Regions from separate parts of the Homo sapiens genome. Here regions 1 and 3 are each linked to region 2. A link is a contact called in ENCODE Hi-C data. All regions are on one chromosome and are shown on one strand. Each heading gives the region's core, a stretch centred on a gene start or an enhancer-like site at or near the end of the contact. The rest is flanking DNA. Distances are from core to core; before and after follow the strand shown. Region 1 holds the start of SNAPC3 (small nuclear RNA activating complex polypeptide 3). Region 2 holds the start of NFIB-AS1 (NFIB antisense RNA 1). Region 3 holds the start of PSIP1 (PC4 and SRSF1 interacting protein 1).

What was found. A loop is a pair of places that touch in the nucleus more often than their neighbours do. Pooled maps may share reads with other maps.
Region 1: a pooled map shows a loop between it and region 2 (15-fold over the local background). The contact joins the promoter of SNAPC3 here to the promoter of NFIB-AS1 in region 2. A Hi-C loop is called at or near these places in 1 of 168 maps with a recorded cell type or tissue (OCI-LY7), 5 of 37 single-sample maps with no recorded cell type and 14 of 50 pooled maps.
Region 3: a loop to region 2 is called in a map with no recorded cell type, with 6 times the contacts of the local background. The contact joins the promoter of PSIP1 here to the promoter of NFIB-AS1 in region 2. A Hi-C loop is called at or near these places in 3 of 37 single-sample maps with no recorded cell type and 8 of 50 pooled maps.

What each region holds. Positions count from the first base shown.
Region 1 is chr9:15,421,208-15,424,299 of GRCh38, reverse strand. SNAPC3 (small nuclear RNA activating complex polypeptide 3) reads right to left here and starts at 1,424. Exons shown (of 9, transcript NM_001039697.2): 1 at 1,107-1,424; 2 at 314-391. The coding sequence starts at 1,420. RefSeq lists an enhancer at 948-1,067 and a silencer at 1,408-1,697.
Region 2 is chr9:14,315,772-14,318,574 of GRCh38, reverse strand. NFIB-AS1 (NFIB antisense RNA 1) reads right to left here and starts at 1,488. Exons shown (of 2, transcript NR_186536.1): 1 at 1,230-1,488. It also overlaps a transcript of NFIB not described here.
Region 3 is chr9:15,509,677-15,512,493 of GRCh38, reverse strand. It overlaps PSIP1 (PC4 and SRSF1 interacting protein 1), which reads left to right and starts at 1,524. Exons shown (of 16, transcript NM_033222.5): 1 at 1,524-1,677; 2 at 2,165-2,377. The coding sequence starts at 2,306. RefSeq lists enhancers at 505-1,457, 1,458-2,411 and silencers at 1,539-1,618, 1,639-1,848, 1,859-1,918, 2,049-2,098, 2,199-2,398.

The DNA of each region.
Region 1 (3,092 bases), core at 175-2,674, 1.1 Mb before region 2:
TATTTACGGTTTTCTTAGGTATAATAATACCACAATAATTATGTAGGAGAATGATACTTTTAGAAGCTATATGCTTATGTATTTACGGGTAAATTATCATGTCTAACTTACTGAATGGGGGATAGCAAAATGAAAAAACACACAGCAGGCATCCCATACACACGGCTAAAGTAAATATGGTCAAATATTAAGAACAGCTGAATTTAAGGGGTGGGTATACAGACAACAATCAATACTGCACTTTCAACTTTTCAAAACATAATGTTGAAAAAATGTTTAAATAAATAGGTCATAAAAACCAAGTCCTCCATACCCCAAAGTCACCAGGTCAGTATTCTCCGGAATGACTTCTGGATCCTCACCGTCCTCAAGGCATTTCAGTTTATCAAGGCTAAAACAAAAAGGAAAAGCAATACTTTAAGGTCGACTCTGCATCTGGTTCACAGCGAGTTAGGGTTGTTTTCCTAAATACATTACTGAATTACGAAGTCAGATAAAATCCAGCAGGCGGCTCAGAGAGGCCAGAACTTAAGACAACGATTTCTGTGATTATATTTTATAATGAAAAGGCCGATGAAGGCAGCCAGTACTGTTAAATGGAGAAAGAGATTAAAGTTATTTTTATATTTTCATCCCCAAATAAGGCACTTTTAAGAAATATTTCAGTAACAGAATACCCGGAAGGTCCCCAAAAGAAACCAGTTAGTCGGGGTTTTAACACTCCTCTGATGAAGTCTCCCGCAGCTTCACCATTACTCAGGTTCCTCCATTGTCAAAGTGTCTGTCAATGGCAGGTACACGTCGCTGTTGCCCTGATTGCTTTTCTTTATTAACAAGCACTCTTAGAATAAGCAAATGGAAAAACTAGTCTTTGATGCAGCTGTCTTGTCCCTTTGCTCCAACTCGTAGAAACTGTGCATTCGGGTCCCAGGACTTCTCCTGGTGTCCCAGGAAGGCTCCAGCGGGTTGAAAGCTTTAAAGGGTAATACTCCTAGCCCAGGTCTAAACCACAGGCCCTTCTCAGGGATGAGTCCCAGAGGAGCGCACGAGCAAGGCTGCACCCTGTTTGACCCCAAGCTGCAAGAGCCCCTTTGCTCCGCACTCACCCGCACACCGCCCTCAGCTCAGCCGCCGCCTCCAGGCTGCAGTCCAGATCCCTGGCCACCGCGGCATCCTCCCGGTCGGAGTCAGCTGCCTGGCTCCCAGGCAGAGCGGATGCCGGCGGCTCCCTCAGCGACAAGTCCCCGGCCCCGCGCAGACGGCCCCGCCACAGCTCCCCAAAGGCGCCCACATGGAAAGCGCGCGTATTTAGCTCGGGAAGCTCATACTCTGGAAAGTTGCAGCCGCCACTGCCGGAGACTGGGTCCTGCCTGCCACCCACCCCGCTACACGTAGGGCCACCTCGGCTTCCTTCAGCCATGTTCGCCCCACTCCTTCCCCTGCAAAAGCCTGCAGATCAAGGCCTCGCAGAGCGTGATGGAAGTTGTAGTTGCTTGGGGCGCCCGGCCGGCGAGCGGCGAGGCGGCGCGGGCAGGGCATCAGAAACTACATTTCCCGGCAGGCCATGGGCAGGCCCGCCCCAGGGCGCGGCACCGCGAGGCTCTACGTGCAGGGCGCAGCATTGTTCTCCGACCCGGGCGGTGCGGGAACCGTTGCGGCTGTCGGTTAACCGCAGCGGGTGGGGCTGGGTTTCTGGTCCCCGAGTTACGTAGCAACTGTCTCTGCCCGGTAGGGCGGCCTCGCCAGGCGCTTAGGCCCCGTTCCTTGCGGCTTTCGGACTAAGGGGTGCAGGGCTTTTTCTTGACTGGGGTTCAAGGACTGCTCTGCTGCCTGATTGCTTTAGAGCCTAAGAAACAAGGAGGGCGAGGGCCGAGACCAGGGACACGACCAGCCCTCCAGATCTGGTTCTTTCACAAGCTCCGCAGAGGCCCCATGTTGGTGTGCGTGTGCAGTAGTGTTTCAGAGCGTCTGTGTATCACACGCTACATGATTAACCCTAATGTATGTTTTTAATGTTTTTAAAAATTACAACAACCTTTCCGGATAGGGCGTATCACCCCGTGTTGCTGTTGAGGAAGGATTTACCTGCGGGGAAAATAGAAGCAGGATCGGAACTCAGTCTGGCTTCAGATGGAGCTCTCTCCATTTCTCAGAGGCCCTGAAGGATACAGCAGGACATACTATTTATTTATTAGACTGTAATCACATGCCATATAATTCACCCATTTGAAGTGTTCAGTGATTTTTGGTATATTCACAGGCTTGGGCAACCATCACCACTATTTGAGAGCATTTTTACCACTCGAAAGAAGAAACTTGTACTTTTTAGCTATCACCCCTGATCCTCCCAACTCCTCCAGCCCTAGCCAACCAAGAACCTACTTTGTCTCTCTAGATTTAACTAATCTGGACATTTAATATAAACGGAATTATATGGTCTTTTGGTGGCTGGCTTAATGTTTACAAGGTTTGTTACAGGTAGTTAGGCATGAGCAGGGCAGGAGAGGGCTCTTCCCTCACCCACTAGGAATGTGGGGTGATGCTTAGGCATTTATCACATTGCCTCTAAAAGTGATAAATTGGCAGCCGGTGCCAGGGAGAGGCCATTTCCTGATGGCCCACACCTGTTGCACTAAAGTGCTCGTTGAATGCAGGTGACAGGGAGAAGCAACTTCCTGGGCATATGCATTAAGAGACAAAATCGGGGAGTATGACCTTTCAGGGGGACTCTATCGGAAAAGGGAAGAAAGCCTCAGATGGGCACGCATACAACTTCATACATATTGCGCTGTGCTCACTTCCCAAGGGTAAGGAGGGCACTGCGCATGGAGGCAGCCCACCCTAAGGGAAGAATCATGGGAAAGGAGCCAGCCTGTAAAGTCCTAGGATCGAGGTCAATATCACAGTTGACCTCAGTGACAGCTTGGGACTCTTCCGAGCGTGCTTTCCTTTCTTTCCTAAAGGCCTTTTAAATAAGCTTCCACTCCTGCTCTGAAACTTGCCTCAGTCTCTTTTTGTGCCTTATTGCCCCTCGGTCAAATTCTTTCTTCTGAGGAGGCAAGAACTGAAGTTGCTGCAGACCCATACAGATT
Region 2 (2,803 bases), core at 239-2,738:
TGTGTAGAATAGTTGAACCTTCTTGCAAACCACATGCAAGAGCCAAAAAAAAAAAAAAAAAAAAAAAAAGGCATCGAGTGTATTGGAAATGACAGCTTTGTTAAGTTCCAAGAAATCTTTCATGAAACTGCCCAGGATTTGCAACCTGTCGCTGCAATTTCTTTAGGAAGGAAAAGGTTAAAAGAAAAACAATATTAGATACTTGAGATGTCAAGCTCCTCTCTGGAGATCCGTAGTGAAAGGCTCAAATGTGGTAGCGTTGCTTATTTCAAATATACAACTGGGTTTTGAAAAATCCAGTGAGCTGAAGCACTGGCATTCTATTTAGAAATCAATAAACTTTCTGTTAGTTAGAAAGGAAACTTTTTTTTTTCCCTTATAAGGCAGCAAGGAGATCTAGGGAGGAGATCTTTAAGAATACTGAAATAACAGAGTTTCCTGTTGCTGAGAGAATCATTCACTTCTTTCTGCCTCCTCAGCCAGGTTTTGGGGTGAATGAAAGTGGCCTGTCACACCAGTGCTTTTAACCCTCTCAGTGTGGGAGGGAGAGATGAAGAGTTTAGGATTGGTAAGTACCAAAGTTTAAGAAGTGTTTGGCCCATTTTGATACTATCAGAAGCTTTTCAGAGATATTTCCACTCTTAATACCACGACACAGACGTGCTAGAAAAAATGGAAAGTGAATACAATGCAGGCACTTTCTCAGTTCCTCCTTCTACCTGGGATTTAAAAGATTGAGATTTTCAAACCAAAGGTGGTGGACAAGTGTTGTGTTAAGAGAAGCCAGGCATCCCATGCACCGAAATCCACCAGTCCCTCTTTCCAAACAACTCCCTAGAGTTCTTCCAGGGAAGGCCTGCAATGACCTTGGCATTGGCTGGACAAGAAGAAGTGTTTTGGGGGGTGTCAGCCATTCTCCACATGGCTGCAAGGCCTGAGAAGACAGTCAAAGCCATAGAAACTGAGCACCCCCATAAACCTTCTTTTTCAGGAAGTCTCTGTTGCTCACTCTTCATTCCTTTTTGGTTTTCCTCGCCTCACCATACTCCTATCTCATTTTCCTTTTTCTGGGAAACAAATCAAAACCAAAAACTATCAAGCATCCTCTATGGTCATCAAAGTGCAACCAGCCATAAGCACCCTCAAACGTGGGGCAATTGAAAGAGATTTGAACCCCTAAGTGATGGGCCTGGGAGGCCCCAGACGTCTTCACTTCTCTGGGGTCTTACCTGGATCTGACGCTGCTTCTTCGCCCTTGGTGTTGCTGAAGCTTTTGTGGGCTCTTCTGTGTAATACTTGTCAATTTTTCGTTTTTCTTTTTTAAGCTTGTGAAAAACTTTTGGATGCAACCTAGTTTTGGTGGCAGAAGGAAATGGTTTCTGTTGGGAAAGGGAAACTAATAAAGGGAGGAGGGGTAGCGATGTCGGGAGACACTTGCCCAGGGCTCAGCCCTGGGCCTCTTTTTGCCAGGGGACAACGGCTGGTTCTGGGCTCTCAGGCTGAAAGGAGTGCTCTCTGGGTGCCAGGATTTCACTGGGGGTGGTGTGGTGAGGAGGGAGGGAAGAAGGGAGGGAGGGAGAGAAGGAGAGATGGGCGCTCGATTTTTAAAGAGACCCCGAAATAATGGCTTCTATGAGAGTCCAGGCATTCAAAGAGGTGTGTTCAAGGATATTAGTGCATTCCTGCCAAGGGGAATGTCTTTTATGGTAAATTAACTCCAGTTAAATTGAATATTTGTTCAAAGGGAAACTGCAGTAGTTAAAGCTGGTATTATCAGTAGAGCTTCCCCACCCCCTCCCCTCAGAATCTGGTGAGGGTGAGAAAGGGGATGCAGTGTAATGTGCAATACAAAGTGATGCTTTCGTGCTGGTGGTTTCTCTGTGTGTGTGTGTCTGTGTGTGTTTAATCTAAGATGAGGTTGCCTAAAATTTCTGAGAGAAATGAGTATTTACTTGGATTAACCCTGTCACCTCATTTCTTTCATCCATAAAGACTGCCAACTTTATCCCAGCTTTTCAAAAAGAAGAAATGACCCGCACAAAGGAAATTAACGTTGTCAGAACGCTGACTCCAGGATTTGCCGGGGCAGGGGCGGGGACCGCAGGGAGGCCGCTCCCAGGGCGTGTGGCCGAAAGGGTTAACTCGCAGGGGTCCGCGCGATCTCCCCGACTTTACCTGTCTTCCTAGTCCCAGCAGCCCCCGTCCCCGGCCTCCCGAACTCCCCACCCCCCAGCGCCTTTCTTCTTTGGGCTCTGGGTTTACGGGGGCTGCAGCTGGTAAACTTGGCAAGCTCGCCTCATTAAGAGCGCTCTTTGAAAACGGACTGTGTTTGAGCATTTCCCTAATGAGGACAGGACGGGGTTAAAAAGTGACCATTTCATGGTTGACTTGAACCTGCCTACTTTTCTTGATGTGTCGTTGTGAAATGCTTGATGTGGATAACTCCCACTTGGTGAAGGAAAAAGTCACTGGTTCCTCCAGGTCCGCTGGGGGAGGGAAGAGGGGACGGTGGACAGAAACCAGAGGGAGTGAGAGGGGCTAAAGTTGAGGGGACAGATCACGAGCTGGGAAGCGGTGGAAAGAGGACCGGGGAATCGGGGGCGAGCCTCGAAACGCCCCAGCAGTACCCGTGGAAGCGGGGCGGCCCCGCCCTGGGGATGGGCCCGCGAGGACCCGGTAGCCCCAGCGCCCCCCGGATCCCCCAGCTAGGTAGACTCGGAGCCCCAGGCGCTCACTTTTCCTCCCTCCATTGTCTGGGAGGCCTTTGCTTCCCCCTCGTCCCCATCCACCCCAAGCAGAAAAC
Region 3 (2,817 bases), core at 275-2,774, 1.2 Mb before region 2:
TCTTTTTCCACCTTTTCCTATGCATAATTTATAGCCAACACCTGACAATCATTCCTTTGTGTAATTACTTAGTTGTGCTCTTCCTTCCCTTTTCTTAGTCACCATTCTCACTGAGAAATGCGTCATTTCATGAGTACTCCAGTTACCCCCAGCCTCTTTCTACTAACATCTACCTTGAAACATCAAGAACTGGTTAAATAATCATTTTTACCCCCTTCTTGCTGAGCAACCTATAGTAGCTTCCTACTACACACATTAAATTCATATTCAGAATGAGAAGCTTCAAGACATTTCACCAACCCTTCCTTCTCCTCTGCCAATTTCTCTTTTTGCTCCACTTGGAACTCTCTGCATATTGCCCAGGTATACTTAGTTTCTCGAAACTCCTTACAGGACATTTTACTTTGGGACTGTCTTCTTTCATTCCTTTTTAAAGACATGCTGTATCGCTTTCAAAAAATTCTCAATTTTTACCAATTCAAAAAAAATTTCCTAATTCATTTCCAGTTGAGTCCCGTATTTAAAACAGTATTATCTAGGTGCTAATATATGTCTTATTATTCTTATTTTTATATGTCTTAACATTCTTTTTAAAAATATTTTCAGCCTCTCTAAAGGATCAAAAAATTAACCTTTAAAATCCCTTGAAGAGCATTTTAAGAGAGAAAATATTTGAGGTTTAGTAACACTTACACATTGTACCACCTACCAGCTCCTATTCTACTAGGGAAATAAAATTTAGATGCAGCTAAAATTTAGTTAGGGCCCAAACTCACATCCTATCTAAAAGGTTTCTGTTTTCCTGTCATTGTTTTCTACCCTTCGCATTTTGCATTCAGTAGGGTTGCATTTTTCTTAATAGTTCTTGGTGATGCAAATGCAAAAGAAATGAAATAGGGCTCTCTCATACTACAATTTCAAGGAAAAGGAGACTACGAGGCCCATTCAGCGAGGTGCAAGAGGCCTAGATGCAGCACACCCTGCAACCGCCGCATGCTCCAATTTCATCTTAGGGTTTTCGTACAGCTCCTCTTTTTTGGATGATGCAAACCGCGCAAAAGCAGCATTCAAACCTCCCCACCCTGGAAACGATACAAGAACATGAATCTTTACTGCCACTTTCTCCCTAACACGCAGCCAAGGGAGAGAGGCCCGGATACCCGCCCCCAAAACCGCGTCCACAACAATCATTTCCTCCCTCCCCGCCTTTTACATACAGTACACATACAAATACACACACGCAGAGAAGCCAGCAGGGGCGGGCCGGGCCCGACCACTCCGCAAACCGCAGGGGGAACTTGCGGCAGGCCGAGCTATTTTCGCCCAGTCCTTTCTTCTTCGCTTGCGTCTTCCTCTCCATCTGCATGCACCTGTTACATGAAAGCGAACTTGGGGACGTAGGGTTTCCAGAAAATCCGCTTCGGAGCCACACAGCTTCGCCGGGTGCTGCAACATCCCCCCTCTCTCGGTAAACAGTTGGTCGCGCCCCAGTGCTAGCGGGCGCCGAGCGGGAGCCGCGCGGGAGCAGCGCAGCTACGGCGGCGGCAGCGGCGGCGCGGTTGCGATTCCGAGCCGTTGAGACGCCTCTGCGGCAGCTGGTGGCGCAGGTGGCTTGCGTGGACGCGGGTAGAGGCGACCGGCCAGCAACCGCAGCGTCGGCGCCCGCGGCCCCGGCAGGTGAGCGGGCGACGGGGACTCGCCCCGCCCCCCCCTCGGTGGCGTCGCTCCTGGCTGTAGCGGGGAAGTGGACGCGGCCCGCCCGGGAGCCGAGGGGGCCGAGGCTGCAGCCGCTGGGCAGCAGGTTGCGGGGGAGGCCTTGCGTGGGCGGAAGGGGGCCGCTCGCTTCTCGGAATCCCTGCCTTTTTCTCTCCCATGCACCCCCTCCCTTTTGGGGCTTAAGCTCGGTGGAAAAAGCCCGGAGAAAGATGGGGCGGGCAGACGGGCGATTTCTGGCCGGGCAGCATCCCTGCTTCAGGTGGTGGCGTCTCTTCGGTGGCGGGGTGGAGGACCTGCTCCAGCGCGGAGGCAGCGCACTGGCGGGGGAGGAGCGGGAGGCGGCCGTCCCCTCGCTCTCCCACCCCCACCCGCCGGTTCCCCTCCCCCTCCCCTTGCGGCCCCTCCCTTCGGGGTTCTTCGCTTTAACCGCCCTCGGTGCTCTCCCTAGCAGGCGCGTCGGGACGCCCCGAGGCATCCTCCCCCGCCCGCGGGCCCGGTAGCTGGGCCCGCGTCCGCCGCCCGCATCCCCGCGCCGCCGCATCTCCTCGCCGCCTCCCGGGCTTCGGACCCCCGGTCTCGCCCCCGAAACATGACTCGCGATTTCAAACCTGGAGACCTCATCTTCGCCAAGATGAAAGGTTATCCCCATTGGCCAGCTCGAGTAAGTGATTTGTAGCCCTCGCGCTTAGCAGTGCTACCCTCCTCTCCAGAGGCCTGCTGCCCACCGTGTCTCTTTATTTTTTCTTCTGTCCTTTCTCTCCCTCGCTTTAGTCTCATTTGTAACCTGACCTTTCATTTTAGTTTTTTGCCCAATAATCTCCCGTGTAATTATGAAAATCCAGACGTTTCTACATACCTGTGTATTTCCCTATGGTTTATTGGCAGACTTGGACAGATTTTCTTCCTAGGAAATATTTAAATGCGTTGCTAGTTAATATTCCATTGTAGGTGAAATAATGAAGAGTGAATTTTTGTTTAAAAATTAGTGAAACATTGACATTTCCATAGTTTTGGATCAAGTACAAAATATCAATGGAATTTGTGCAGATTACACACAAACACTTGGATGTCAGAGAAGTGCGTATGTGATTAAATTGGATT